7 separate regions of the Homo sapiens genome follow, and all the other regions are linked to region 2. A link is a loop called in an ENCODE intact Hi-C map of the cell type or tissue named here. Cell type or tissue: endothelial cell of umbilical vein. All regions are shown on one strand.

Region 1 (4,000 bases), 110 kb after region 2:
AAGTTATAAAATGATGTTTTGATATACATTTATAGTGAAATAAATACTACAGTTAAGCAAATTTGCATATCCATTTCTTCACACAGTTACTTTTTGTGTGTATGTGGTGAGGTTACCTGAAATAATTTTAATAAACTAATCATACTTTGATGAGTCTAAATAAGAAATTGTACCTTTTACCTTTGACCTCATGTTGTAATAGCAACTTTTTTTTCTAGGTCTCATGTACCAGACGGTTCCACAGATTTTGAACTTGCCAGCCACCACAATCATGTGTGCCAATACTTTAAAATAAATCCCCCCTCCCATATAATATATGTATATATATGACATGGTTTGGCTTTGAGTCTCCCCCCAAATCTCATGTTGAATTGTAATTCTCAATGTTGGGGGTAGGGACCTGGTGGGAGGTGATTGCATTATTGGGGTGGATTTTCCTCTTGGTGTTCCCATGATAGTGAGTGAATTTTCATGAGATAGGATGGTTTAAAAGTGTTTGGAAGTTCCCCTTTTGCTCACTCTCTCTTGTGCCACCATTTGAAGATGCGTTTGCTTCCCCTTTCCCCTTTTGCCATGATTCTAAGTTTCCTGAGGACCCCCAGCCATGCTTCCTGTATAGCCCGCAGAACTGTGAGTCAATTAAACCTCTTTTCTTCATAAATTACCTGTCTCAGGTAGTTTTTTATAGTAGTAGTGTGAGAATGGACTAATACAGAAAATTGGTACCAGAGAGGTGGGGCATTGCTATAAAAAATACCTGAAAATGTGGAAGAGATTTTGGAACTGGGTAACTGGGAGAGGCTGGAACAGCTTGGGGAGCTCAGAAAACAGAAAGATGAGGGAAGTTTTGGAACTTCTTAGAAACTTGTTGGATGGTTGTGACTGAACTGCTGATAGTGTCTTGATATGATTTGACTCTGTGTTCCCACCCAAATCTCATCTTGATTTGTACTCCCATAATTCCCACATGTTGTGGGAGGGATCCGGTGGGAGATAATTTGAATTATGGGAGCAGTTTCTCTCATACTATTCTCATGGTAGTGAATAAGTCTCATGAGATCTGATGGTTTTATCAGGGCTTTCTGCTTTTGCATATTCCTCATTTTCTCTTGCTATCACCATGTGAGAAGTGCCTTTCGCCTCCCGCTGTGATTTTGGCCTCCCCAGCCATGTGGAACTGTAAGTCCAATTAAACCTCTTTTCTCAGTCTCGTGTATGTGTTTATCAGCAGCGTGAACACGGACTAATACATGTGTAAAATGTGTTTTATCCTGCTGCTGAAGACCTAATACTCTCTCACTGATTGCTATTCTCTTCCAGGTAACTACTTAGAGCAGGGATATTTTACTTATTTTTGAGAGCTATAATCGCTATCATAGTCTGTTGAGTAAATGACTTCTAGTTACTGTTAATAAGTTTTAAAATACATTTAATTTCCCATAAGGGTAAATTAACATGTATTTACTTAGCATTCCTTATGAATTGGACACCGAAATGAGACACAAGGTTGTGTGATATATGGATTTATCATTGTCCCTCTCTTTCTTCACTTTCAAAGCCAAATTAATAAGAAAATCATAAAAGATGTTGTCTCAACCACTTCAACTTTTATTTACTCCTTAATTTTTTGTAGTCTCAGCAATGTAACAAGATGTAACAGTCTCTTGTTGTCTGAGATAACGCCCAGAGTTTTTTCTTCTACCTCCAAGAAAATTAAAGAGTGTGGACACAAAGGTGAGGTTAGAGTGAATGTTTAATAAGTGAAAGAAGAAAGCTCTCTGCCAGCAGAGAGGGGGGCCTGAATGGAGTGCCGCCTATGAGGCTGAGGTCCAGGGATTTTATGGACTGGGAAGGGGAAGGAATGTGCTTAGTCTGCGGGCTGTCTTGGAGAATGTGTAACTTAGCATGGCCCAGGGCCTTGGCCCGGGACCAATCAGGGGCTGAAGTGATGATTCATAGAGGCTGCTAAGCTTGGCCCAGGATCTGTCAGTAGTTGAAGTGAAAGCTTGACCTTGGATCTTGTCCAAGGACCAACCGTGGGTTGAAATGGTGATTCATGGAGGCCGGACACACAGTCAAAAAGGAAAGAACCCACTGTGCCCATGCCCACAAAAGGAGAAGAAACTTTTCTTGGGAACATGCAGACTATACAAAGGCCATAGGCATTTCTATGCCAGGCCTTGTTCACTTATCTGAGTGAACTGGAGGTTTGTGCAAGTTTTTATCCAAATGGTCCTGAGGTTTTTCTATCTGTGCAGCTGTGAGCCTGTCTCTAGGCACAAAACCCTGTGCGAGTTCCCTTATCTGTGCCTGCAGCCTGAATTCTTCCCCAGACTGCTTTGTATGTCATGTGGGGATGAGGCACTGACCCATGGACCGGGGGGTCTCCAGGGACCCTTCCCTTGCTATCTACCTAAGGCAAGCTAACTAACTCCTTTCAAATTCACTGAGATTCAAATTATTCTTGTTATTCCACTGAAACTATTTACTTCAAGTGAAGTAGTGTTAATCCCCATGTTGCTCTCTCTATATATACGTCTTACTTGAACTTCCTGCTTTCCATATCTAGGCATATTAATTAACATATAATAAATTATTTAGCTCAATAATGAAGGCTCTGAATTGGATTATCTGAGTTATTTGGGTTAGTTAAATAAATTGTGACATAAAGTTGAACAGAAATATCTACCTCTTTATAGCCTCCATTTTGAGTATTTTGGGAGTTTTCATAGGATCTCCTTTAGGCTTTATTTATACACCTTAGTTAATAAAAGAAAATAACATTGTGTGAATGTGTGTGTTTACAGTTGTATATCTCATATTGTGCCTAGACTGGTTTGGCAAAGAAATTGTAGGCCAGCCAAAAATGAGTTGGTGGAAAATTGAATTCTAAGTTGCAATAGGCATGTTCTTGCAACTTAAAGCCCATGAAAATAGTATCTTCTTTTTTTGAGATGGAGTCTCTCTCTGTCACCTAGGCTAGAGTGCAGTGGCACGATCTTGGCTCACTGCAACCTCTGCTTCCCTGGGTCAAGCGATTCTCCTGCCTCAGTCTCCTGAGTAGATGGGATTATAGGGGTGTGCCACCAGGCCCGGCGAATTGTTTTGTATTTTTAGTAGAGTCAGGGTTTCATCATGTTGCCCAGTCTGGTCTCGAACTCCTGACCTCAAGTGATCCACCCGCCTTGGCATCCCAAAGTGCTGGAATTACAGGCATGAGCCACTGTACCCAGCCGGAAATAGTATCTTGAAGGGAAGTTTACCTTTGAGTACTATTTGTGAGGAAATTACTTGCATAGGTCAGCAGTTGGTTGCTTTATGGTTTAGGTGCAGTTCTAAACTTCAATAAACTTTTCCCATTATTGCAAGTTTCATGCAATACTCTATGGTAATTTTATTTTGTTCAACAATGAGTTTCACATTTAGAGACTGTAATAACGTAACTTCCTAATTTTTTTAAAAGTTCTTCAGGACAAAAGACAGTATATAATGTGAGCGTGAGATAAGTGGAATAATTTAAAATAGAACTCAAATGTTGTTAAATATATACAGCTAGAAACATTACACATGAACCCTATTGACAAGCATTTTAATGAACAATATTTAAAGCTCTTCTTGCTTTCAAACATACGCAGGAAAAACAGAAGAACAAAGCTGAATGATGTTGTAAATAAAATAAACAGGTATATTGCCTTAACACAACAGTGACAGTAGCACTACGTGAAGAAACAGACAAAATACATATAAAATATAAGATCCCTAAGACATTATAGTCTGGAGATAAGAAAATGGCTTGGATAGTTAATGCTATTAAAACGTAGACAGGGCTTCAGTCTCAGTACCATGGTTATCTTAAACAATACCCTGCCATTACAATGTAATAAAAATTTGCTAGCTTAACAAACTGCTTACTATTCAAAGGCAGAAAAAGAGTGGAATTTGTCATATATATGCAATCAAATGACCTTGGACACTTCTGCATAACTGAAAATATATTAAC
Region 2 (4,000 bases):
CTCAAATAATTTTGTTCCAAAGTTACAGTTGGTAATTTAAATTTCCCTACAGCAGAGTTAAATTCATTTATTAATCTCCAAATTCAGCAGTTTTTTAAAAATTGTTCTTGGTGACGAGAACAAATTTGAAAGCCTGCTGAATTTAAAATTATGGACTCTATATTACTTTGAGAGTCTTATTTGTTGTACCAAATGCAACCTGCAATCCCTACAGTTATATAGCTTTTCCACGAGCAAGCACAAAATATTTAGGAAAATTTCACACATACGTGCTTTATTTCCTGAGAAGTTTATATGACAGACAATCTAACATTATTATTAATGTCATTTCACAAAGTCTTCTGCATGTTTATATTTCAACAAGACTGAGTTCCTATAAAGGCATCATTTTGCTGTAATGTTATTAGGCTGCTTCTTCTTCTGATAAACTGTTTTGAATTTATGAAAGCAAGACACTGTGAGGTTGTTTTATTGGGAAAACTTATATTAAGAAGCAAATCTGCCAGTCCTTCTTCTCTATTTTTAGGTAGAGACATAGTATGCCAGATATCCAGGTTTCCAAATAAATTAGCATGTTGAACTACTATATGATCTAAAATGCATAAAAACACTTATTTTTCTATAGTACTACTGAATATTAATTACATTGCCAATATTATCAACTGTGTCTAAAACACGTTGGGACTATAAAAATGTCTGATAGTGAAAAAGCAAAAAACAAAGAGATAAGGATACACTAGGTTAAGTTATAGTTGACAGTATTAGAGAACAGAATGTAATTTTCTTGCACTCAAACAATACCGGTGGGCATAAAAGTAAAGACAAAATCAAATGTTTTATGAACTATACCCAAACTACACTATATCGTCACTGTTTATTCAATTTTCATTTTATGTAAAAGCTGAAATGCTCCATTTCCCGCTTTAAGATCACATTGCTGTAAGTAGCATCTTATTACCTGCTTTATGTAGAATATTTTCATGCTTGCAAAAACTAGCTATGAAAGTAATACAACTTGAAATGAGTCTCCGAACGCCAAATATTCCATATTGTCACATAAAGATAACACAGTTTTAAGAGTCAATATCGCAACTATGTACTAAGGAAACAGATAAGGATGTGCTGATCAGTCACAGCTTTTATTTTGTTAAAGTTGGCCTAACTCACAATGTCAGAAAGAGTTCTCCGTGATTCATAACACTTGCACAAAGAATTGCATTTAAACATCTGAGCCACGGAGTGTATTTATAGAACATTAGTAATTACAATAAACATCTCTTAGAATTGAAACAGAATTCTTAATGAAAATAGGAGAAGTAAACTCATAACCCACCCCCCAAATTTCCGGTAATTATAAAGACGTATTCATTATTGCTGTTTTCTTTTATAAACTTAGAGGAGACGGTTTCTGAGAGACTCTGATTGGCTGAATACAAACTCAGAGATTATTATGACACTTTCTATTTAAACACTAAACATGAATTGTAGAGGATAAGTTAACTGAAGTTACGGCATTCAGTTATGCGACCAAAAACTCTTACCTTGCTGTAGAATCTTCTATATTGTCATCAGCCATCATCTCCAAATCTTGTGCGCGTTTCTCACAAGCTTCTTTGAATAAATTCTTCTCTGGAACTGATTTAGGAGTATCTTCATTTGCTTGAAAATGTACTATCAGATTATGTTGCTGCAAATTCTGAACGGCTCTCTGATGGGCAGGGGCCGGTCCTGGCACTGGTGCCAGTATATTGTGGTGGACAGGACTGTTGCTTTTCTTCAGTCCGTTTCTGTCCCGAGAGTGGCTCTTCAACCTGCCCTGAACCGGGGTCCCTCTATGCTCATATCCTTCCTGCTGAAGACAGCTTCCAGTGTTGGTGGAACCTTGAAAAGGATGACTAAACCACCTCCAGCGTAGCCTTAGGATCTGTTTCACATCAAACTCTTTCTTGCCAGACACTGACATCGTAGCAGGAGGAAAGACAAAAGCCTTCTCTCACAGAAAGGAAACGGAGCCTTTGTTATCTCTTGTTTTTCTGCCTCTTCTGTAGAACTAACAAAAGCACAAGTGCCGAGAGCAGTCTTTCTTGCTTTCTCTCCCCTCCCCCACTGCCTATGATACACTGTGAATACTTGTAGCCTTCTAGCAGAAGCAGAAGGCTGCAGCTAACAGTGTAGGTGGGAACCCATGCTGACAGGATGATGAGGTCAGACCTTAAACAAGTAAATCAGCTTACCACAGGAAAGCAGCCACCACAACACTCTCCAGCTGTTAGATTTGCAGGCTTGCAGCCCTCCTGCTTGGACTTGCAAATATCTAGCCCTGCTTCTTCAGTATCAAAGTACAGTAGCTGCAGCTGAAACCCAGGCAAGTGAGCCAAAGCGAAGTGTTTAAACTTATTTTCTTCTAGATTCCTTCTACTCACGCCTCCCCTGCTAGATTCATTTCTCAGTAGCCCACTTCTAAAAATGTGCCACTTTGTTCCATGATAATATGCGACAGAGGAATTCATTATAATCTATTTTGAGATTCCTTTTATGGAAACTTTGAAAATGGTTCATTAAGGGAAAGCATCAGTACCCTCATGCGGGTTCGTAATTAGTTTTTACAAAATTAATCTGAAAATGTGAAAGTCTCTATATGAATATTTACCTGAAAACTTGACAGATTTTAGAAACATGTAAGAAAGTATTGGTTACCCATGACCACTCACACAAACACGCCATTTGGGAATGTAGAAATGGTATTTTTAGTCTACATATGGAGGAAGAAAGCAGTGCTTTTCCAAGCTAGTTAGGTTAAAAGAGATGTCTTCTCTCAGTTACCACAGCTTGAAAATGAATAGTTCATTCTGGCTCCATGCCTGGATACAAACCTTCTTATCATGCCTTTTACTTTCACAGGCAGTGTTAAAGGTTTATTTTCTTTGTTCAAAAACCCTTATGAGAGGATGAACAGAGTATGTTTTGAATTAATTCCAAATCATCACACTGTTCAGGAATAACTGTGCCCAAAGTACTTTGAGATCTGAATCATAATCACTACTTTGTACAGATGGACATGTTTACAAAAGACAGTCATGTATCAAGAATGCATTTATCATTGACATTTTGAAATTCAGTTTGTACTTTATCCAGTTCTCATATCATGCATACAGGTGATAAAGGGGAAATTATACTGGTGTATGACTAGAAAGAACACTGAAGTTGTAAGATTTTGCTTTTAGTTTGACTTTATGGTTAATGAACTGTGTGACCTTGGACAAGTCACTTTACTTTTTTGCATCTCAATTTCTTCATATATATTATACGGAGTCTAGACAGATTTCTATGTTTTCAAAAGCACTCAGATGTGATGGATTTAAAAACAACTGAAGAGAGAATAAAATGAATCTAAGTTTTGATAGGCATTTTATCTGTGGTTTTCTTTAAATTCAATTATACCTCTCCCTTTCCCCTCTTGTTTTTGTAGGTGTGATAGTTAATTTATGCATCAACCTGACTGAGCTATGGGATGCCCAGATATTTGGCTAGTCTCGATGTTTCTGTGAGGGTATTTTTTTTTTGGATGAGTTTAACATTTAAATTGATAGACTGAGTAAAGCATATTCTCCTCTCTAATTGGGTGGGGCTCATCCAATCAGTTGAAGGCCTAAATACAACAGAAGGCTGACCTTTCCCTCAATAAGAGAGAATTACTCTTGCCTCACTGCCTTCTATCTGGAACATGGGATTTCTTCCTGCCTTTAGACTTTAACTGAAACACTGCTTCTTCCTGGATTTCAAGTCTGCCAGCATTTGCGCTGGAAATACACCATTGGCTCTCCTCAGTCTCCAGCTTGCCAACTGCAGATCTTGGGACTTGTCAGGCTCCATAATCATGTCATCTAATTCCTTATAATAAATCTGTGTGTGTGTGTGGTGTGTGTGTGTGTGTGTACATATAGAGGAAACAAACTGTAAATATCAGGCAGAATAAATAAAATGTTGTAACAGAAATGTA
Region 3 (4,000 bases), 130 kb after region 2:
TATTTGTTTTCATTAGTTAAATGCCTGTAATGTAATTGACATCAAAGTGCATGGTAGGGAGGAGTTAAGGGAAAAGGCTTTTTATTCATAATACTGTCTGCCTCCATTTCTGGTTCAGAAGAGCTGTAAAAATATTATTTATGACACTAGATTTTTGCAGATCAAAGTAATAAAATGCAAGTATATTTGTATTAGTTAAAACATAGATAAATATAAGTTAGGATCTGCATACTGCCTAATATGATAAAGATATTAGCAAAAATCTTAATAAATTATAAAATAGATAATAAAAAATGTTAGGTTTCTGTATATGTACACACACACACACACACACACACACACACACACACACAGTCACAGATATGGAACATTTGTTTCAAAGAAAACTGTCAAGGTGGAGAGTCCAGAAAACAGAGAAGATGGGTGAGGAAGATACATAGATAGATGGAAGAGAAAATAACTCTAACCCTGGGCTTGAATTGATAGACAAAGCTCCAAGCTATTGCTTCATGTATCAAACTACATCAAATTGAAGTTATAGAAATTTCAAGCACACCACTTCAAGATATGGCATTTTCACAGAGCCATTCAATGAACTTCTTCCACCTTAGAATGTTGTATATGGTAGCCCTACAATTGTCCTTATGTGCCATGAGCTCTTGAGAAGGGCTGGGGTTTGTTATGTCATCTATGAAAGTTTATTGCTCTTCTAGGGGCAATAGAAATAAGATACAGAGTAGGATGGAGAAAAAATAAACATGCTTTTGAAGAAAACTTACTCTTTTGCCTTTTGTTCTTGATGTATATATAATGTTAGGGCAAATGCTGTTGTTTACAAAGAAAATAAATTAAAACATTTAATTTGAGTTTTAAAAATTCAAACCCCAATATGGGTTGTTTTAATTTGCTATGGGAAAATTTAGTCAAAATAAAATGGTTTCCTCAGCTGCTAAATCCAAAATACTAAAAAAATTCTTAGATCCTTATCTATCAAGTGTCCTAGTTGTATATAGTGACTCAAAAATATTTCTGTAATTCTAGACAGGAGTTATATTAGTTTTTCTTAAAAACATGTATCAAGACTTCTGTTTCCAACAAGATGGAGTAGTTCCATTCTTTCCTCTACTCTTTACAGCTAAAAGCCTCTGAATACAAAACAACAAACGAGCATAGAAATATTAAGAAACAAGGCAAAGAAACCAGGGACATCTGTGTTGATGAATAATATGGTGGTGAGAGTGAGTTCCCTGATTTTCTTATTGCTTTTCATATATCCCACACAGAACACTGCAAAGACCTGCAACCTGGAACCACCAACAAACACAAACAAACAAAAAAGACCAAAAAGAAGCCTGTACTCCCTAACAAAGCAAAACAAAGAAACAAGCAGAAAGGGTGGTCTAACAACAGAAATCCTTTTTGGCATTACCTGCTCTATCTCCCCCATTCTCCTTACTCTTCCCCCCTCCACAGAATACAGGCAGTGCTTTTATTTCTCTGAAAGATGGTATCAGCAGGACAAATTAGAGTGAGCTAATCTCCCATGACACGGCAGAAGTAAAAGGCAGCAATTCAATTCCTGGCCGGGTGGTGTCTGAGGAGGAACCTGATATTCCATTCTCCAGTTACCAGTCTACATCACTGAACACCTGTTAAATTTCTTAGGACCATGTAAGAATTTATATAAATTAGACTAAACTATAAATTATTTGAGGACAGACAATATGTCATTTTTTCAATTACTGTGTACCCATCTGTAGCATAGTGTCTGGTATATAGCAGGCACTCAATATACGTGTTCTTGAATCAATAAATTAATTAACATTTGGTCATCTGTTGTCTGCATTTATTTTAGATGAAAATTCACACAAGTTGTCTAAGAAGCCTGAGCCAGAACATTTGAATTCATTTTAATTTATTATAGAGTCACATAGCTCTAATTGTAAAAAAAAAAAGTTCTGTCATCAAACAGTTATATTATCAAATAAAACTAATCCTCATTATTTCAGCATATGCCTTAACTACCTCAAGCCTTCCCACAGAAGTGTTAGTTCATTGAAAGAATGGTGAGAAAGACTATCATTAGATAACATTACACCATAGACTGGAAAATTCTCATGATACTGTTTTGTTTCCACTATCAACAATTCCCTGTACTCCCATTGTTCTTTTGTAACCAGCTTTGTTATTTCAGGGAACAGGCCATCAAAGGCTAGTTCCCCAACATATATCCGATGGTAGTAAATCTTTGTCTAAAATGTCATTCATAGGTTTAAAATTATTTTTTCCCCTGGCTCTTTAAATATCTTGTCAAATGCTTAATGTTTCCAATGACCCTTCACCAGAGTACTGTAGTCAGGATGACATCAAAAACTGCTGATTATTTCATTTTTTACAAATTGTCTTATTTCCTTTACTAACCCCAGGTTTACAGGAGATCATAAATGTGGTGCCAGGAAGTATCTAGGCTTTATGTAAGACTAAAAGTCTAGTTTTGACTCATGGAATTTGAATGTGCAAAAAAACTTACTTTGAAGAAGCAGTTACACAGAAAATTCCTAGACCAACCATATGAAAAATATAATTACATTTGGAACCTCACTCTAATGCCACCCTCCAATGCCACCCTTCAAATTAATGACTGACACTCATCTTATAATAGAGTTTTCTACTATTTTATAAAATTTAATTCTGTTAGATTTATATATACATATATTTGTGCACATTATATCAAAAACCAATAATATTCAACATAATCCAACTTTCCAAGGAAAATAAAAAGTTTAATTAGATAAAATTAAGATTCTCCCTTAATTTCTCCATATGTATGTTAATCTTTGCAGCATTCAGTATAAATCTCAGTGTTAGAAAAGAATTTGTTTATTTAATACACAGTATCTTTTTCTAACCCTTCTCTCATTCTGTACTGAAATACTGCCAGTGTAATACTTTGGGGAGCAATAAATTTAAAACATTTTATAGTTCTGCTGTAAATGCCATCTTTAGAATCGGGGAGAAGAGGGAAAGTAGACCCTAAAAGAGTGAAAATTGAGGTAGTGCATTTCTCTCCTATCTTCTGACGTACAGTGCTGTCTTCTGGTATGATTTTCTGTTTGTTTCTGGTTTTCACATAAACTAGAAGTACAGGGGAAAAAAGGGTAGTTACAGGAACACAGTACATTGCTGAACTTTATAAAAGTCTATCTATATTCCCAAATGTTAAGGTCAATATCAAATATTTGGCTAGCACACTGTTATCTTGTTTCAACGTCAATAGGCATTACAATCAGATACTTTTTCTTTATCTCTAGCTTAAACTTCCAACAAGGAGACACTTTTCTTCCTAGTCTGCCATGAGAGAAAATAAATAATAACATTTTTTGTTCTGCTTCCACTACCATAATTAAAGACTGTATTATCTTTCGATGCTTCTCTAGGTCAACAGATTTAAATGCTTGTAATCTCTAATCTTGTAGATTATTTCTCAATTTTGACCTTATATTTAGTTTTTCTTGATGTCCTTATAGTCTCTGCATTTTAATAGCATGCACATACTCTGAATATTTTACTGTCTCTCTTGTTAAGGAAAAATATTTTATCTATTAAAAACTCATTCAGGCATGACACATTTTAACTTTTCTAAATTTATTATAGAAATATAAATGTTGCTTTTAAGCAGTGGCATTAAATGTCCATTTTTCTGCTTTCATATACAGCTTCTTAATATTTACAACTGTTGTAATAATTTAACCAATTTTATTATTTATTTTTCACTTACTTCCAATAAAAACCATTTGACAAACTTGGCTAAATTTACCCACTTTATTGAATAATTAACAGTTCAAATTCAGACACTGTTTTAAGCATTAAGCCAAGTGAAAACAACATGCATTTTCAGATTTTTAAAAATATGAGTTCCCTCTCAAAGAAGTTTTAAATTGTATGCATTTTACAGTTAAAGGTTGTCAATTTTTTTAGGTCAGTCTTGATGTCTTTAATA
Region 4 (4,000 bases), 150 kb before region 2:
CCAGTCTGATTATTAATTGCAGGAAAAAGAACATGTATTTCTTTCTCCCTTTGTCCTACTCAGTTTCTTGAAATTATCTAGTTTCATTCCATTTGATAAAGATAGATAGCTTTAGGGTAGCTTCACCACTACAACACATGCACCAGCTCTTCCAATGTTAACAGGAACTTCCTAAAACACAAAATAAGAAACAAAACACTGTTGGAACTCTGATTTCAGCATAATATAAAATATTATATTCAATATAGTTGAAGAAGTCCTTACTTAATTTGGTCTAACATCACCTTGTCTAAAGATGAGATAATCTGCAGCCTAGAAAACAGTGTAGTGTGCTGGAAAAAACATAGCCTTTAGAATGGTAAAAACCTGAGTTTGAGGATCAGGTGATCTTAAGTAAATTTCATCTCTCTGATAATATTCTCACTTGAAAAATTACACCAAATTATACTAACACGTCAAGGTTTTTGTGATGATTGAGTGAAATAATGAATGACAATTTGCACTTAGTAGTTATAATCCCACCATCTGTTAGTTCTCTTTCACTCTTTTCAAGATCACACGATGAAACAGTGACACAGCCAAAAATATAATCCAGGACTCTTAGCTACTTGTCTACAATCTTCAGAAAAATAAATCCCGTAAGCTGGTCAAACATCTTGATTATTGTATTTGTCCTAACACCTTGCATGATATTTTTTTTCCTTCGATTTCTGGTTGGTCCTAAGCATTGACAAAACAGCAGCTACCTACATTGTAGCATTTGAGGGTTTCTGAGTCTTAATGAATCAGATTATTGGAGGAGAGAGATTAAAATCTCATTATCAGCTGTCATTATATTAGCACCAATTTATTTAGAGCAATAGATAGCTGTACCCTGTAGAATATAGAGTAGCATGAAGTCAGTAGAAAGGAAGATGAAGTTAGGTACCAAATACAAGGTTTGCCTTTTTGTGGAGATGGTAAAGAGTTAATCATACTTTATATTTTTTGTTAACTCATCATTTAATTGACAAAGTATTAAATATTTTAGAATAAATCTAGGGCTATCACTGGCAAAGCAGTCAAAAGGGTCAAATTTGCCTTTAACATCTCAAAGATGCCATTTCAATGCTATTTTTTGTACTCTCTTTGAAATTAGTTCTAATAGATGCCCAGCACTTTTGAGAGGTTTTAATTCTGGTCCCTTATTGTTTACTAAATTATTGACTGACTGAAGAATTTAGGAGTATTGCAGTCTACACAGTCTCTATATGGTAAAGATTGAAGGCTTGTCTCCTAGGTGCCAGCCAATAAAAAGGGCAGATATTTGCGGAAGAAGATGCTGCCCTTTGGTTCTCAGGTCACAACATATACATAAAAAGTTGGCCATGGTAAAATGCTTTATTTTATTTATTTATTACTGAAGTATTTTATTGGATTCGCTTATTTTCTTTAAAGGGAATGCTTTCATGAAGTCACGAGAATGGTCTGTCCCCTTTTATATAAGATGGGTTATAAGTTGATGGGTCCTGCTATCAACTATCATGTCATATCATATCAACTAGATCAACTTGTAATTCTCTAAGGCATAGATAGAGCACATACTATAAATTTCACTAAAAGATCTTGTTAGGGCCTAGAGAAGAGAATACAACTAATTTCAAAAATATAATTTAATATCTTCTTTTTAAAACCTGAAATATAGTAATTTGAATATTTTAATTCGAATACCTCTTTCCATTCATTTCTCTGTGCATCATATGACTCAACTGTGTTCAAATAAGTATGTCCGTCATATCCTCCAACCACGTAGAGTTTGTCTCCAAGAGGGCACACAGCAACAGCATCTCGAGGAACACTCAGAGGTGCCACAGTTGACCATGAATCACCTTTTGGATCATACCTTAAAGGATTTAGAAAGATAATTGGGAGGAAAAGTCCAATAGAGTTACAACTGAAAATAACAGACATTCTTAAAATGTATACCTATCTGAAACATAGGATTAAAAACACTATACAAATATCAAATGTAGATTGGATAATATTAAGGATATGTACGTGACAAAATTACCTTCAGCCACTAGGTGTCTCTCAAAGCATATTGAAAAAGTTTCCCTTTCCAAGATACCATGCACTTCATTAATCAGTGCTCAGATAAACTTTGAGGAAATTTCACATATTGTGATCCTGGCATTATATAAAAAAGTCTCCTCTCATTTAGTAGTCTGATTGAAGGGCTTTTGTTTTTCTTTTATTATTTATTTGTCGAAGTTATACATAAGATGCCTGATCCATTTTATATGAGAACTCATATTTTAAAGTAAACCTGAATATAATTGCCTTTCTATTTTTGCTGTATGAAATGTAGTACTTTGGTTTTAATACTATTTGCAGATAGAATGGTCATAGACTTATCCTGTGTTTTTCCCTGCTGAGAGTTCTTATTTATCTTCAGTGGAGTCAAGGTTTATTGTTTTCTATTTTAATCTGAAGTTAACTCCTTATCCCCAAACCTCTTTAGTAAGCAAAATGAAAAATAATTCAGTAAGTAATATTAACATATTTTCTAGAAATTCTTTCCTAACCTTTGAAGCTTATTTTTAAAAATATATAACACTAAAATCTAAAAGGTGAACAATGAAGAAAACTCATAAAATTACACACAAAAATGCTCCCTGACTTTATATTGGCCTATTTGTAAAAGCCTAATGAAATATATTTATTTTACAAAGAAGATTTTCATTTATCACTTTCCACTGATATATTTGTATTACCCCCTCTGACCACTGTTTGTATCTCTTTAATGATATTCTAAATCATCTGATTTCAGTTTCCATCTGAAATTGCTCTCACATCTACAATTTTAAAAATATTATCTGAAATCAGCAATAACTCAGACAACTTAAATTCTATATCATTGAGTGTCATGTAGCATATCACTTTAAATTCAGATGTTATGGTAAAAGTCAGAGCCAGAAAATTCATAGCTGCATGCTCTGGCTAAGCCAAATCTTCAAAACAATTGCTATTGTTAATTGATGCTTCACTCAGCTGACAGTCAGGGTACACACACAGATGAATCATGAACCAAAACTCATAGAAGGATTTCCTCATAAATTTGCATCCAAAGACCCAAGACTTTTCTGCATGGGCATAGTACTAATGCTCAAAATCTGGCTAACATTATTATTATCTGGATACTGCTTGATTAAGAAGAGGAGTTTGGGGAATGTTGACTCTTTTGAAGAAAAACTAATTGGTAATATGGTTATCATCTGTAAAGATACACAGGAGCAGTTATAAAAGACAAAAGTAGTCACCGCATATTCAAATTAAAATAGCATTACTTCTCTTTCTTGTTTCTCTTTTGCTTTTCTGTCTCCCCTTACTTTGAATGTAAGTATGTATATTCTAGTGGAAATGAAATTGAGCCTGAAGTCAAGAGAATGAGTCATGGTCTTATTTTCCCACATAGAGTAACTAGGAATCATTTGCTTGATTTATTTGCCTCAATTTTCTCATTAACATTATAGTAATAGTGATCCCTGACCCAACCAATGTGATGGTTTTAGAAGACTTTAATTTGAATTATTATCATAAGTAATTGGGTATGCCAAAAGTGTTTTAGCAAAAAAAAAAAAAAAGCATCAGAAAAATTGTTCAAGACATGGAAATGAGGATTATCTGATTCCGTAGAGGGTGGATGGACCTTTAAGTGGCTTTTTTTTTTTTTTTTTGAGACGGAGTCTCGCTCTGTCTCCCAGGCTGGAGTGCAGTGGCGCGATCTGGGCTCACTACAAGCTCCGCCTCCTGGGTTCACGCCATTCTCCTGCCTCAGCCTCCCAAGTAGCTGGGACTACAGGCGCCCGCCACCACGACCGGCTAATTTTTTTGTATTTTTAGTAGAGACGGGGTTTCACCGTGTTAGCCAGGATGGTCTGGATCTCCTGACCTCGTGATCCGCCCGCCTCAGCCTCCCAAAGTGCTGGGATTATAGGTGTGAGCCACTGCGCCCAGCCCC
Region 5 (4,000 bases), 180 kb after region 2:
ATCCAACAATATAAACCGAAGTAGACCAAAAATAGTCTAAGAGAAACTGACTTGAGATGTTGCAGTAGTCATAGTTGATGCCACTCAAAACTATTAGTCTAAACCAATCATAGTAATAAAATCTTATTTATTTTGCCAGTAATAAGTTTAGAAATCGGCATGTGGCCCAAAACTTGTCAATGTGATATGCAAACACTGCGGAGTTCCTTCTCAGGAAAGTCAGCATGACACTACAAAAAGACATACTTTTCTTCTTTTGGAGGTCACCATGTCAGAAGTTGACACCTTGAGCTATTTCAATCCTATTGTTAGAAGCCTGAGGGTAAATTCAATATATGAAAAAACTGCAGATTGTAAAGAATCACAGAGAAATGGAGCCAGAGCCTTGAGGCCACCCTGACTCCTTACTTTTGTAGCTTAGTAAATTTCATTGTTATTTAAGTCATTCTGAATTGGGTTGCTGTTTTATGGACCAAAAGCACCCTAAATGATACAAAGTAAAAGTAAGTAAAAGATTAGATAATAGAACATAGGAGACTTAAGGGATAAATTCCCCCCAAAATTTACAGTCTGAAGAGGTCTAAATGTATTTATAGATGAAGTTGAAGAATTGATTGAAATGAAGAAAACAAAGATAAAATAGTATAAAAGAGAGAAGCAAAACTAGAGGAGATAAGGTCATGAAAGAGACAATCTTCTTAATTTTGCCCCTTTTTTATCCCCACTTTCAGAAGTACCTGAAAGTAACAATTCTTAGGATCAGGAGAACAATGAGCACAATGTAAAGTCCATTAGGACAGAGAGGTTTTTTTCTTTAAATTAACAGGCATGTACCTAGAACCTAGAACATAGGTGCCTGAAACACAATTAGTCAATCAACACTTATTTGCTAAGTTAAAGAAATGATGTCCAAAGACTGGGTGGTGACAGTCATCAAAGCTGAAAATGATAATTCTTGCATCTGTTGTCTAAATCAAAAGTGAGAAGACATAATTTGATTTCATAAATTCCTGTTAACTGGCTATGTTATAAAACATCTTTCTGGTGGAAGTACAACTCTGCAACAGAGTAATTGCTAGATTTTATTCATTCATACAATTTCTATTGAAAAAAGTCACAAAGAAGCTATTAATTAAAAATAATAAAGTAATGGAACCAATGTCCAAAACATGTAAAGTTTTAATTTAAAACTTCTATTTTATGTGTGTTTTTTAAATTAAAACAAAGAAGCTGTTAAAATTTGAATGATGATATTGAGAAAGACAAAAGGTTTACATGTGTAATGTATTATCAAATGCTGCTATTTAATTTGGGACGGTTAATAAGAGGAAAATAAGACATAAATAGTACAGAATATTAGGAGGCAAAACAACAAAGATGGTGAACATGGGACTTAATATATGTTATATCTGAACAGCATAATTAAAAGAGCTAAATTTTTATACCCAAGTTCCAATAATGTTACTGATCCATAGCTAAAAAGTTCCAAGGGTTAATTTAATGTATATTTTGAAAAGTTAGGCATTATTGGCCATAGACCATATTAAGTGCATTACAAATTTTAATAAAATGCATTGTTTTTGTCACTGTAGTATAATAGTGGCAGTTGAGTGTGAAGAAATAGATTCCTTCTTCCTCTTTTGTTTTCAGTGCTGCTTTGTTAATTTTTAACTCAAGATGTCCCTCTGCTGGAGTACTGGATTATTGATATGTAAACTAATTCTTTGTACAGGGCATGCTCAGATTTTGAGAATGAATTATCTAAAATGTTTCTGCTGCTTTGTAATAAACTAACCATGTTACACTTGAAGTGTGATAATTAAAATATACATATTAATATTTCTATAAATTACTTACAGAATTTCTGTTAAAAACTATTTCCCACACCAGTCCATTTTCCAAGTGCAAATCTAAGTTCCATCCCTGCTACCCTCACTCTCAACAATAACTTCTCTTTTACATATAATCTGATTGATATAATCTTCCTAATCTACTTATTTTCTTCATACCAATTCATACAATATTTCCCTTTTGTGTTTGACTTATTTTACTTAGCATAATATTTTCAAAAGTCATCCATGTTGTAATATGCATCAGAATTTTATTTCACTTTAAGGCTAAAGAATAGTTCATTAGATGTATATAGCACATATTGATAATTCATTCATACATATATAGACATATGGGTTATTTTCACTTTTTGGCAATAGCAAAAAAAAAGTTTCTTTGTTCATTTTATCATAACCCTCTTCTCTGTTCTATTCCTATATTCTAAATTCCAAAGCCATTTCACTCAATTTTTTTCTCATCCCTTTTGGGATATTTCCACATTCATGATTTTTTCTTGCTACTGTATCGGTTGTTATGGTGGTGAAATACACATAACACAAAATTTACCATTTTTAAGCATACAGTTTAGTGGAATTAAGAATATTCGTGTTCTCGTGCAACTATCACTACTATTGATCTCCAAACCTGTTCATCCTTCAAACCTGAAACCCTGTACCCACTGAACAATGATTCCCAATGATCCCCTCCCATGCGACCCTATAACACACTATTTTGTCTCTAAGAATTTGATTACTCTAGGTATCTCACGTGAGATCATACAATATTTTCCCTTTTGTGTCTAACTTATTTTACTTAGCATAATATTTCTGAAAGTCATCCATGTTGTAATACACATCAGAATTTTATTTCATTTTAAGGCTAAAGAGTAGTTCATTAGATGTATATTTCACATATTGATAATTCATTCATATATATATAGACACGTGGGTTATTTCCACTTTTTGGCAATTGCAAATAATAATGCTGTGAACATTCATGTACAAATAGCTGTTCCAGTCCTTCCTTTCAATTCTTTTGGATACATACCTAGAAGTGAAATTTCTGGATATATAGTAGTTCTGGGTTGAATTTTTTCAGTAACCACTAGAGGTCTTCAACAGCTGCTACATCATTTTACATTCTCATCAGCAATGTACTAGGGTTTCAATTTCTACACATCCTTAACAACTTTTTTTTAGATTAGTTTTATTTCATATTGATAATAGCCATTATAATGGGTATAAAGTAATATGTTATTTTCATTTTATTGTCTTAATGACTAATGATGTTGATAATTTTTTATATATTGAATACTTGCATATTTCTTTGGAGAATTGTCTAAGCCTTTTGTCCACTATTCAATTGATTTGTATTCTTTTTCGTTGTTGAGTTGTAGGAGCTCTTTATATATATATTCTAGAAACCAATTCTTTATCAAATATATGACTTGCAAATATTTTCTTTCATTTTATAAGTTGCTTTTTCACTTGTTTGATAGTGTTTCACTATTTGATAGTGTTTCACTTGTTTGATAGCACAAAGAAGTTTTTAATTTTGATGAAGTCCAAAAAAATTATATATATTTTGTTGATGCCTGTGTTTTTGGTGTCACATCTAAAAAAATCACTGTCAAATCTAATGTCATAAAGATTTGCCCCATATTTTCTTATAGGTTTTATATGTTTTATAGTTTTAGCTCATATTATTTTATTTTTTAATTGGCAAATTAAAAATGCATATTTTTAAAAAGACAACATAATATTTTGAAATATGTATACACTGTGGAATGGCTCAGTTGAGTCATATGAGTTGAACATATACATTACCTCACATACCATATTTTTGTGGAGAGAACACTTAAAATCTACTCTCAGAGATTTTCAAAATAAAACATATATCTTTTAACTACAGTCATCATGTTGTACAATAGATCTCTTGAAATTATTTCTCTTATGTAACTGAAGTTTTGTATTATTTGACCAATGTCTCCCCGACCCCTTATACCTCATCCTCTAATAAACACCATTCTATTGTCTACTTCTGTGACTTCAATGTTTTATTTGTTGTTGCTGTTTTTAGATTCTATATACAGGTGCGATTCTTCAGTACTTGTCTTTTTGTGTCAGGCTTCTTTCTCTTAATATAATGTCCTAAGGGTTCATTCACGTCA
Region 6 (4,000 bases), 83 kb after region 2:
ACAGCCAATAACAAAAGTTGGTGACGATGTGCAGAATAGGAAACATTTGTATGCTGTTGGCGGGAATATAAATTATTTTTTTACCAAAATGTTTAATAAGCACTTAGCCTCTGAAACTCAAAATCAGTTCATAACACATCTCGTTTCACTGAAATAAAGGTATACATTTTGCCAGTATTTTAATTAAAACTGTACATAACTCTACATTTCTCTGTTTTCTTGGGCTTTAATTTGAGTTTCTTTCAATGGAGTAATGGTGTCATATGTTATTAATATCCATGCTAAAATATTTATTCTTCCTAGTCCTTTTTCCTATTACCCCTTTTAGTTGATGCAGGCTGCAGGGAGTGCTGATTTATTATTATTTTGGGGCATTATTATTGATGCCCCAAAATATGACCTAGGGTTTCTGGAGAGGAGAAGCATGTCCTCAAGGAAGTATAATCCAATAAGAATAAAAAGTTATATGAGGTTTAGGATCCATTCCCATAAATTTTGGTAGGGTGTTAATATAGAGGCTGATATGAAGTCATCCCTCAAAATAACTTTTCCTCAGACCTTTGGTGAATCATATGACTTTGGCACTGGACGCAATTCTATTATAGTTGGTCACTTTTGCCTCCAAACTACTGTGTTACCCTTAGAAAGTTTCTCTTCTCCCAAGAGGCTTCTGAGGCTGGACTGAATAAATTAAAAGACCAGAGATTAAACACAATAATACATTCACTTAAGAAATAATTGTTAATTGTCTATTTATACCAGACATTGCAGTAAGCACTGGGAACCATCAGTAAATAATACAGACATATTCTATGCCTTTATGAGAAGATGTCCTGGTGGAGAAGGATAGAAAATAAATAAATATTTTCAAATATAATTACAGGTTATAGTAAGTACTCCTCTTTTTTCAACTATGAAGAGAGCAAAGAGGATGTTGTTATAGAAAATAATAGATAAGGGTTACTTTAGAAGAGATGGTTAGGAAAGCCTCACAGAAGTGCTGAAATTTAAGCTGAGACCCAAGAGTCCCAAAAGACACATTTATGCCGTGAAAGGCACCTGCAGAAGGAAAAAAAGAAACATAATATAAAAGTCCCTAAGCAGAAGTGAGCCTGATGTGCTCAAAGAATGGAAAGAAAGCTAGAGCATAGGGAACAAAAGGTGGTGTCGTGTGAAATGAGGCTGGGAAATAAAGAAGATCCACACCAAACAAAGCTTTGTAGATCAGAGTGAGAAGTTTGGATTTCATTTTAATTGCAATGGAAAAACAATTTTTAGATAAACAAATGACCTGATCTTATTTATACTTTAAAATAGATCTCTCTGTTATTTGGAGAATGGATCAGAGAAAGCCAGAAGTAGAAGCATAGAAAGAGGGAGGCCACATAAGAGACTCCTGGGATGGACCAGGCTAGAGATGACAGTGGCTCAGACTATGATAGTGGCAATAGAGATGAAAAGTAATGGCCAGAATTAAGATACATGTTTCAGAGGTACAACCCACAAGACTTGTTGAAGAATGAGGTATGGGCTACAGAGTGAAGGAACCAAAGGAATCAAAGAAGCCTTCTAGGTTTCTGTCTTGATCAACAGGGTGGATGGTGGTCCCATTTACTGTAATGAAAAAAAAAAAGGCAAGCATAGAAGAAAAAATGAAGTATCCTTTTTGGACAAATTGGAGATGCCTATGAATCATCTACACTAGATAAGTAGGTAGTTGCACATACAAATCACACTTAGATAAGTTAGAGCTGGAACTAAGGATTTGGATCTAATAAGCATATAGATACTCTAAACTGAGAGAATGAATGAGATCACCTAGGAGAGGGGCTAGCAACGAACTTGAGTTAGTTTTTTTAGCAATGTCTGTGTCAGTGTGCTTGACATCTGCAGTATTCTGATGATCAGTCTACCATACAGATCAATGTTTTAATTACACTGACCAAAAGTTATTGTCAAAATGTTTCATAAACAGTCCATGCTTATAGTTTAAAAAATAGAAAGATTCACTTACCCAGTTTCATCAATGCAATGCCAATAATCAGTTTCCTTTACTATTTGTTTTGTTTTAGAGTTTTTAAAATAACATTTTATTTTCTTATTTGACTGAATCAATCTATGGTTTTGATGTTCTACCATTATAGCAACACGTATATTTTTATTGTTTATTTTAGCTTAGACCTCTTTAGGATTTAGGCTTTAGTAGGTAAGGAGATCAAATACTAAAAAAGGAAGCTCACTCTCTCTATAATTTAATTTGCAAGTTTTGTGACTAAATGGCCGTATTGAGTCTCCTATTAATTAAACCTGGATACTTACGGAGCCACATGGTAACTAAGATATGCTCATGTCCTTTCCTAAAAAGGTTCCCAGATCTACGCTACCAACAATGGAAGTCACATGTTTCCAGGGGAAGGTCAATATCTTTGGCATTTCCTGCCTGCCATGGTTTGACAGATATTCTCTTCTGTTTTTTGTTTTTAAAAGACGTTTAAAACAAGATCACTTTTCAAATAGCTGGCTTATGCCAGTGAGGTGTCAGGATGAGCTTTTAGAAATGCTGTTTTATATTGATTTATTTATTATTTTGATCATTAAAACTTTTTTTTCTCATTCTGCAGATGTTTTAAGTTTATATTACTTTGTCCATCTCAATGAGTTTTCACATGAGATATGTCGGCATAATGTAATGGAAAGAACAAAGACTTTGGACACAACAGACCCAGTTTTCTGTGAGATCCTAATGTTATCTCCATTGTACAGATGATGAAACTAAAGGACCGAGAAGTTAAGTAACTTATCCAATGTTACATTGCTTGTAAGTGTCACAATCAGGATTTCAATGAAGGAAGTCTGACTCTGGAGTCCATGGTATAAACTGCTAGGCTCTACTGCCGCCAATTTACTCTTGCCCAAAATTACATACCATCTTATCCATCTCAGGAGACAAAATCATAACTTGATCCTACTCTCAGCAAATGCATAATCTCTGTTCCAGTTCTCATTTCACAATATTATTCTGCTTTCCATGACATGGGGAACACATGTATGCAAAATATAATTAGTTTAAATGCTTAGAGTAAAACAGGGGTTACATTAAATAGTCTAACCACTAAAATATGGTGGGAGAGGCTTAGACCCTGGTAGCTTAACTTATCTGCTCTCATGAAATTATCTGAGTAAAACACCACCAAACCAAACTGTTAAAGCAACAGCACTAATCAAAGTCAGGTTGCCTTAATGGGGCCAGAAACATAGATATTGAGGGGATAATCGAATGGGCTAGAGAGGGGACTGAGATGGAAACAGGAAATAAAGTCACGATATATACTCTCAGTTTGGTACAGAGCTCTTCATGGCTGTGCTTGCCTGAACTTATCTAAATTCTCCTCCACCGTGCCTTTCAGGAACACAGGTGCACTTCTTCCTGAATCCTAACAGGGAAAGAAAGACAATCGAATGCCCATCTATATATTTCCCCCAGCACCCTTTGCAGGCACACACACACACACACACACACACACACACACACACACACAGTCCTTTAAGAATGTTAAAGGTGTATGATTTTACTGAAAATCTGCTCTGGAAAAAAAATCACAACCACTTAACCAGAGCTTCCTGATTCTCAATGGTTATTTTCATATTTTTTCTTGAATAGTTGCAAACCCTTTGAGACTTTTCTTAATAAATATATGCATTTTCCTAACTTGCTTCATACATCATGATAAAACATAAGCTTCTGATAAACTCAACTCCAAAATAAATACTGTACAGGTCAAAATAAATGCCATTCAAAACAATAAAAGCAAAAAATAAAGTTTCCATATGCCTTATATCATAAGGTGCTTTCAGATCAGTAAGGAATGTCTGAATCTTTAAACTCTGTGAAATTGCTGACTAATTTGTGTGATAAGAAAATATTATAATGTCTATAAATAGTATTTACCTTAACCTATATACAATTTAAATGTTGATTCTTTATTCATTTATAAATATT
Region 7 (4,000 bases), 66 kb before region 2:
ATTTTTCATCTATGTGTGTCTTTATAGGTAAAACTTGTTACTCATAGGCAAAAGATCAATGAGTCTTGTCTTTTTTATTCATTCAGCCAGTCTATGTCTTTTGATTGGATCATTTAGTCCATTTACATTCAATGTTATTATCGATGAGTAAGGGCTTACTCCTGCTAATTTGTTTGTTATTTGTTTTCTGTTTGTTTTGTGGTCATCTCTTCCTTATTTCCTTTCTTCCTGTCTTTCTGTAATCAAGTTAATTTTTCTGGTGATATAATTTTGTTTCTTGTTTTTATTTTTTGTGTATCCATTGTATGTTTTTTGGTTTGAGGTTACTGGGAGGTGTGCAAATACTATCATCTTCTAATCCATTATTTTAATCTAATAACAACACTATTTGCATAAACAAACAAACAAAAAGAAAACTAATAAAAAAAATCTGTTTTAGCTATTACCCCTGCTTTAACATTTTGTTGTTTCTATTTATATCGTATTGTACTATGTCTTGAAAAGTTGTACTTATTATTTTTCGTTTTGTCTTTCTAATTAAGAGTAGTTTACACACCATAGTTAGTGTTATAATATTCTGTGTTTTTCTTTTTACTTAATGTCATTAGTGAGTTTTATACCTTCAGGCAATTATTTATTGATCATTAATGTCTTTATATTTTTTATTGAAGTTCTCCCTTTAGCATTTCTTGTAGGACAGGCCTGGTGTTGATGAAATCCCTCAGCTTTCATTTGTTTGTGAAGGGCTTTATTTCCTTTTCATGTTTGAATAATATTTTCACCAGATATATTATTCTAGAGTAAAAGGTTTTTTTTGTTATTGTTGTTCAGCACTTTAGATATATCATGCCACTCTCTTTTGGCCTGTAAGGCTTCCACTGAAAAGTGTGCTGCCAGATGTATTATAGCTTCATTTAATGTTACTTGTTTCTTTTCTCTTGCTGCTTTTGGTATCTTTCCTTTATCTTAACCTTTGGAAGTTTCATTATTAAATGGCTTGAGGTCGTCATTTTGGGGGTAAATCTACTTGATGTTCTATAACTTTTTTTTTTTTTTTTTGGATACGGATAACTTTTCCTAGGTTTGGGAAGTTCTCTCTTATTATCCCTTTAAATGAACTTGCTACTTCTATCTTTTCCCTACCTTCTCTTTAAGGCCAATAACTTTTAGATTTGCCCTTTTGAGGGTTTTTTCTGGTTTCTGAAGGTGTGCTTCATTGTTTTCTATTCTTTTTTTTTATTTTGTCTTTTCTGACTGTGTATTTTCAAGTAGCTGTCTTCAAACTCACTATTACTATCTTCTGCTAGATCCATCCTGCTCTTAAAAGACTCTGGTGCATTCTCCAGTGGTAAAATTGCACTTTTATGCTCCAGGATTTCTTCCTGATTTTTTCAATTAGTTAATCTCTTTGTTAAATGTATCTGATAGAATTCTGGATTCCTTCTCTGCATTATCTTCAATTTCTTTGTGTTTCCTCAACACAGCTCTTTTGAATTATCTGCCTGAACGGTTACATATCTCTGTTTACCCAGAATTGGTCCCTGGTACCTTATTTCGTTCATTTATTGAGGTCATGTTTCCGTGGATGATGTTGATGCTGGTAGATGTTCTTTGGTGTCTGGGCATTGAAGAGTTGGCTATTTATTGTAGTATTTATTGTCTGGGCTTAGTTATAGATGTGCTTCATGGGAAGGGTTTCCAGATATTCGAAAGGACTTGGGTATTGTGATTTAATCAGTATCTACTTTAGGGGGCACCTCAAGCCCAGTAGAACTGTTGTCCTTTCAGATTCATAGAGGTACTGCCTTGATGGTCTTCAACAAGATCTGGGAGAATTCTCAGATTTACCAGGCAGAGACTTTTGTTCCTTTTCCTTTTGTTCTCCCAAAAATGTAGAGTCTCTCTCTTTTCTGAGCCACCTAAAGCTGGAGGTGAAATGACACAAGCACCATTGTTACCACCACCACTATGTGCTGGGTCACATTTGAAGCCAGCCCAGCACTGGTCCTAGCCCAAGGCAAGCTGTAAAAATTCACTGGCTTAAGAGCCCACTTTGTGCTCTGCCCCCTTGTGGTCATGCTGGTACCTAAGTTGCTATGCAAAGTTCCCTTTACTTTTTCCTCTGCTTTTTTCAAGCAGAAGGAGGTTTGTCCTATGGCCATTACAGCTGGTAATGTGCTGAGTCTTACCTGAAGCCAGAAAGTCTAAGGGCTAACCCAAGGCCGTCAATGTACTACCTGGGTATTGCTTCTGGTTATTTAGGGACCAAAGGCTCTTCAGTTAGCAGATGTGAATACTGCCAGGGCTAGGTCCTTTTCATCAAGGCAATGGGTTTCCTTCTGGCTCAGAGTGTGTCTAGAAATGTCTGGGAGCTAGGGCCTAGAATGTGGGCCTCACAACTCTGACTGATGCCCTATTTTGGTATGGCTGACATGGCATCGAAGATGCAAGACAAAGTCCTCCCCACTCTTCCTTTACTCTTCCTTCTCCTTTCCTAAATCAGAAGGAAGGAGTCTTATTTAGAGCTGCAAGCTGTGCTACGTGGCCTGGGGCCAGGGGAGGGTGATGCTAGCACTCCCATGGCTGCCCCAGTTGGTGTCTCACTATGTCAAATTGAGAGGTGAAGCCAGCTGGACTTCCTGTGTCGAGTGGGGACTTGGAGAACTTTTCTGTCTTACAAGAGGATTGTAAAACACATTAATCAGTGCTCTGTAGCTAGCAAAGGGATTGTAAAATGCACCAATCAGTGCTCTGTAAAAACGCACCAATTAACACCCTGTAGCTAGCAAGAGGATTGTAAAATGCACCAATCAGCACTCTGTAAAAACGCACCAATCATCACTCTGTAGTTAGCAAGGGGATTATAAAATGTACTAATCAGCACTCTGTAAAATGCACCAATCAGCAGGATCCTAAAAGTAGCCAATTGCAGGGAGGATTGAAAAAAACGACACTATGATAGGACAGAAACAGAACATGGGAGGGGACAAATAAGGGAATAAAAGCTGGCCACCCCAGCCAGCAGTGGCTACCCACTCAGGTCCTCTTCCACACTTTGGAAGCTTTGTTCTTCCGCTCTTCACAATAAATCTTGCTGCTGCTCACTATTTGGGTCCGTGCCATCTTTAAGAGCTGTAACACTCACCACGAAGGCCTGCGGCTCCATTCTTGAAGTCAGTGAGACCACAAACCCACTGGAAGGAACCAACTCTGGACACAAAATGATCCCCCCACCAGCCCAAGTCCACTTTATCTTGGCCTAGTTCTGCACTAGATGTTGCCTAAGAGATGTAGTCATCATGCTCTAGACTGCCTTTCAAATTTACTTGGGGACACAGAGTGCTGTAGTTCTTTCGTGGTGAGGTTTCATGAACTCAAATTTGGACTGCTTAGATTGGGATTTCCCTCTGGCTAGGGCTGGTTTAAATGTTCCCTTTCTGAACGGCCATCAGCTGACTTTGTTCTGGTTTTTCTTTCTGCTCTTACAGGACAGCACCAAGTTCTATTCCCCACAATTGCTGTGTTATCCCTACAAAAATACTCAGACAGGCTCGCAGCAACAAGCTGCTGCTGCTGGATGTTGGGGAAGTGGTGGCATCCGCGATTCCAGACTGTTTTTTTCTATCTCTTAGGTGCTTTTTTACAGTGATATAAAGTTAAAACCAGGTACCATGAGTGCTCACCTAATTTTCGTTTCTTATGAAGGTGTTTTTTCTATGTAGATACTTATTAACTTGTTGTCCTTGCAGGGGGGATGATCTATTTTTGTCTGCCTGTCTTACTTCAGAAAGATAGGCTTCAAGCTTTGAGATTCTTTCCTCTACTTGATCTATTCTGTTATTAATACTTGTGATTGCATTGTGAAATTCTTATAGTGTGCTTTTAGCTCTATCAGGTTGGTTATGATCCTCTCTATATTGGCTATTTTGGCTGTCAGCTCATGCACTGTTCTATCATACCTCTTAGCTTCTTTGCATTGAGTTACAACATGCTTCTTTAG

Evidence for each region. Hi-C counts contacts between places; a loop is a spot of excess contacts. Peaks named below come from ENCODE experiments on the same cell type or tissue, not always from the same donor. Only the 100,000 strongest peaks of a DNase experiment are listed, where the experiment ranks them.
Region 1: it touches region 2 in a loop (6-fold over the local background); 3 of 110 quality-filtered maps call a loop at or near these places.
Region 3: a loop joins it to region 2, with 7 times the contacts of the local background. A loop is called at or near these places in 3 of 110 quality-filtered maps.
Region 4: it touches region 2 in a loop (5-fold over the local background); 6 of 110 quality-filtered maps call a loop at or near these places.
Region 5: it touches region 2 in a loop (6-fold over the local background); 3 of 110 quality-filtered maps call a loop at or near these places.
Region 6: a loop joins it to region 2, with 4 times the contacts of the local background. A loop is called at or near these places in 2 of 110 quality-filtered maps.
Region 7: it touches region 2 in a loop (5-fold over the local background); 4 of 110 quality-filtered maps call a loop at or near these places.

Annotation. Positions count from the first base shown.
Region 1 is chrX:87,407,628-87,411,627 of GRCh38, reverse strand. No RefSeq gene overlaps it. Among named protein-coding and RNA genes, the nearest start is that of KLHL4, 110 kb to the left of the region's middle. In endothelial cell of umbilical vein, no CTCF peak of the experiment used is centred here; a DNase peak (open chromatin) is centred at 1,977; H3K27ac peaks cover 885 bases.
Region 2 is chrX:87,515,857-87,519,856 of GRCh38, reverse strand. KLHL4 (kelch like family member 4) reads right to left here and starts at 2,055. Exons shown (of 11, transcript NM_019117.5): 1 at 1,542-2,055. The coding sequence starts at 1,963. RefSeq lists enhancers at 1,324-2,099, 2,100-2,875. In endothelial cell of umbilical vein, no CTCF peak of the experiment used is centred here; DNase peaks (open chromatin) are centred at 1,186, 2,136, 3,006 and 3,816; H3K4me3 peaks cover 2,566 bases; H3K27ac peaks cover 4,000 bases.
Region 3 is chrX:87,390,115-87,394,114 of GRCh38, reverse strand. No RefSeq gene overlaps it. Among named protein-coding and RNA genes, the nearest start is that of KLHL4, 130 kb to the left of the region's middle. In endothelial cell of umbilical vein, no CTCF peak of the experiment used is centred here; a DNase peak (open chromatin) is centred at 2,214; H3K27ac peaks cover 835 bases.
Region 4 is chrX:87,662,646-87,666,645 of GRCh38, reverse strand. KLHL4 (kelch like family member 4) reads right to left here. Exons shown (of 11, transcript NM_019117.5): 10 at 1,711-1,882; 11 at 1-171. The coding sequence ends at 112. Among named protein-coding and RNA genes, the nearest start is that of KLHL4, 150 kb to the right of the region's middle. In endothelial cell of umbilical vein, no CTCF peak of the experiment used is centred here; a DNase peak (open chromatin) is centred at 2,085.
Region 5 is chrX:87,336,385-87,340,384 of GRCh38, reverse strand. No RefSeq gene overlaps it. Among named protein-coding and RNA genes, the nearest start is that of KLHL4, 180 kb to the left of the region's middle. In endothelial cell of umbilical vein, no CTCF peak of the experiment used is centred here; a DNase peak (open chromatin) is centred at 1,654.
Region 6 is chrX:87,433,207-87,437,206 of GRCh38, reverse strand. No RefSeq gene overlaps it. Among named protein-coding and RNA genes, the nearest start is that of KLHL4, 83 kb to the left of the region's middle. In endothelial cell of umbilical vein, no CTCF peak of the experiment used is centred here; a DNase peak (open chromatin) is centred at 2,406.
Region 7 is chrX:87,581,917-87,585,916 of GRCh38, reverse strand. The region is part of intron 1 of KLHL4 (kelch like family member 4); the gene reads right to left. Among named protein-coding and RNA genes, the nearest start is that of KLHL4, 66 kb to the right of the region's middle. In endothelial cell of umbilical vein, a CTCF peak has its summit at 2,065 (motif pointing left); no DNase peak of the experiment used is centred here.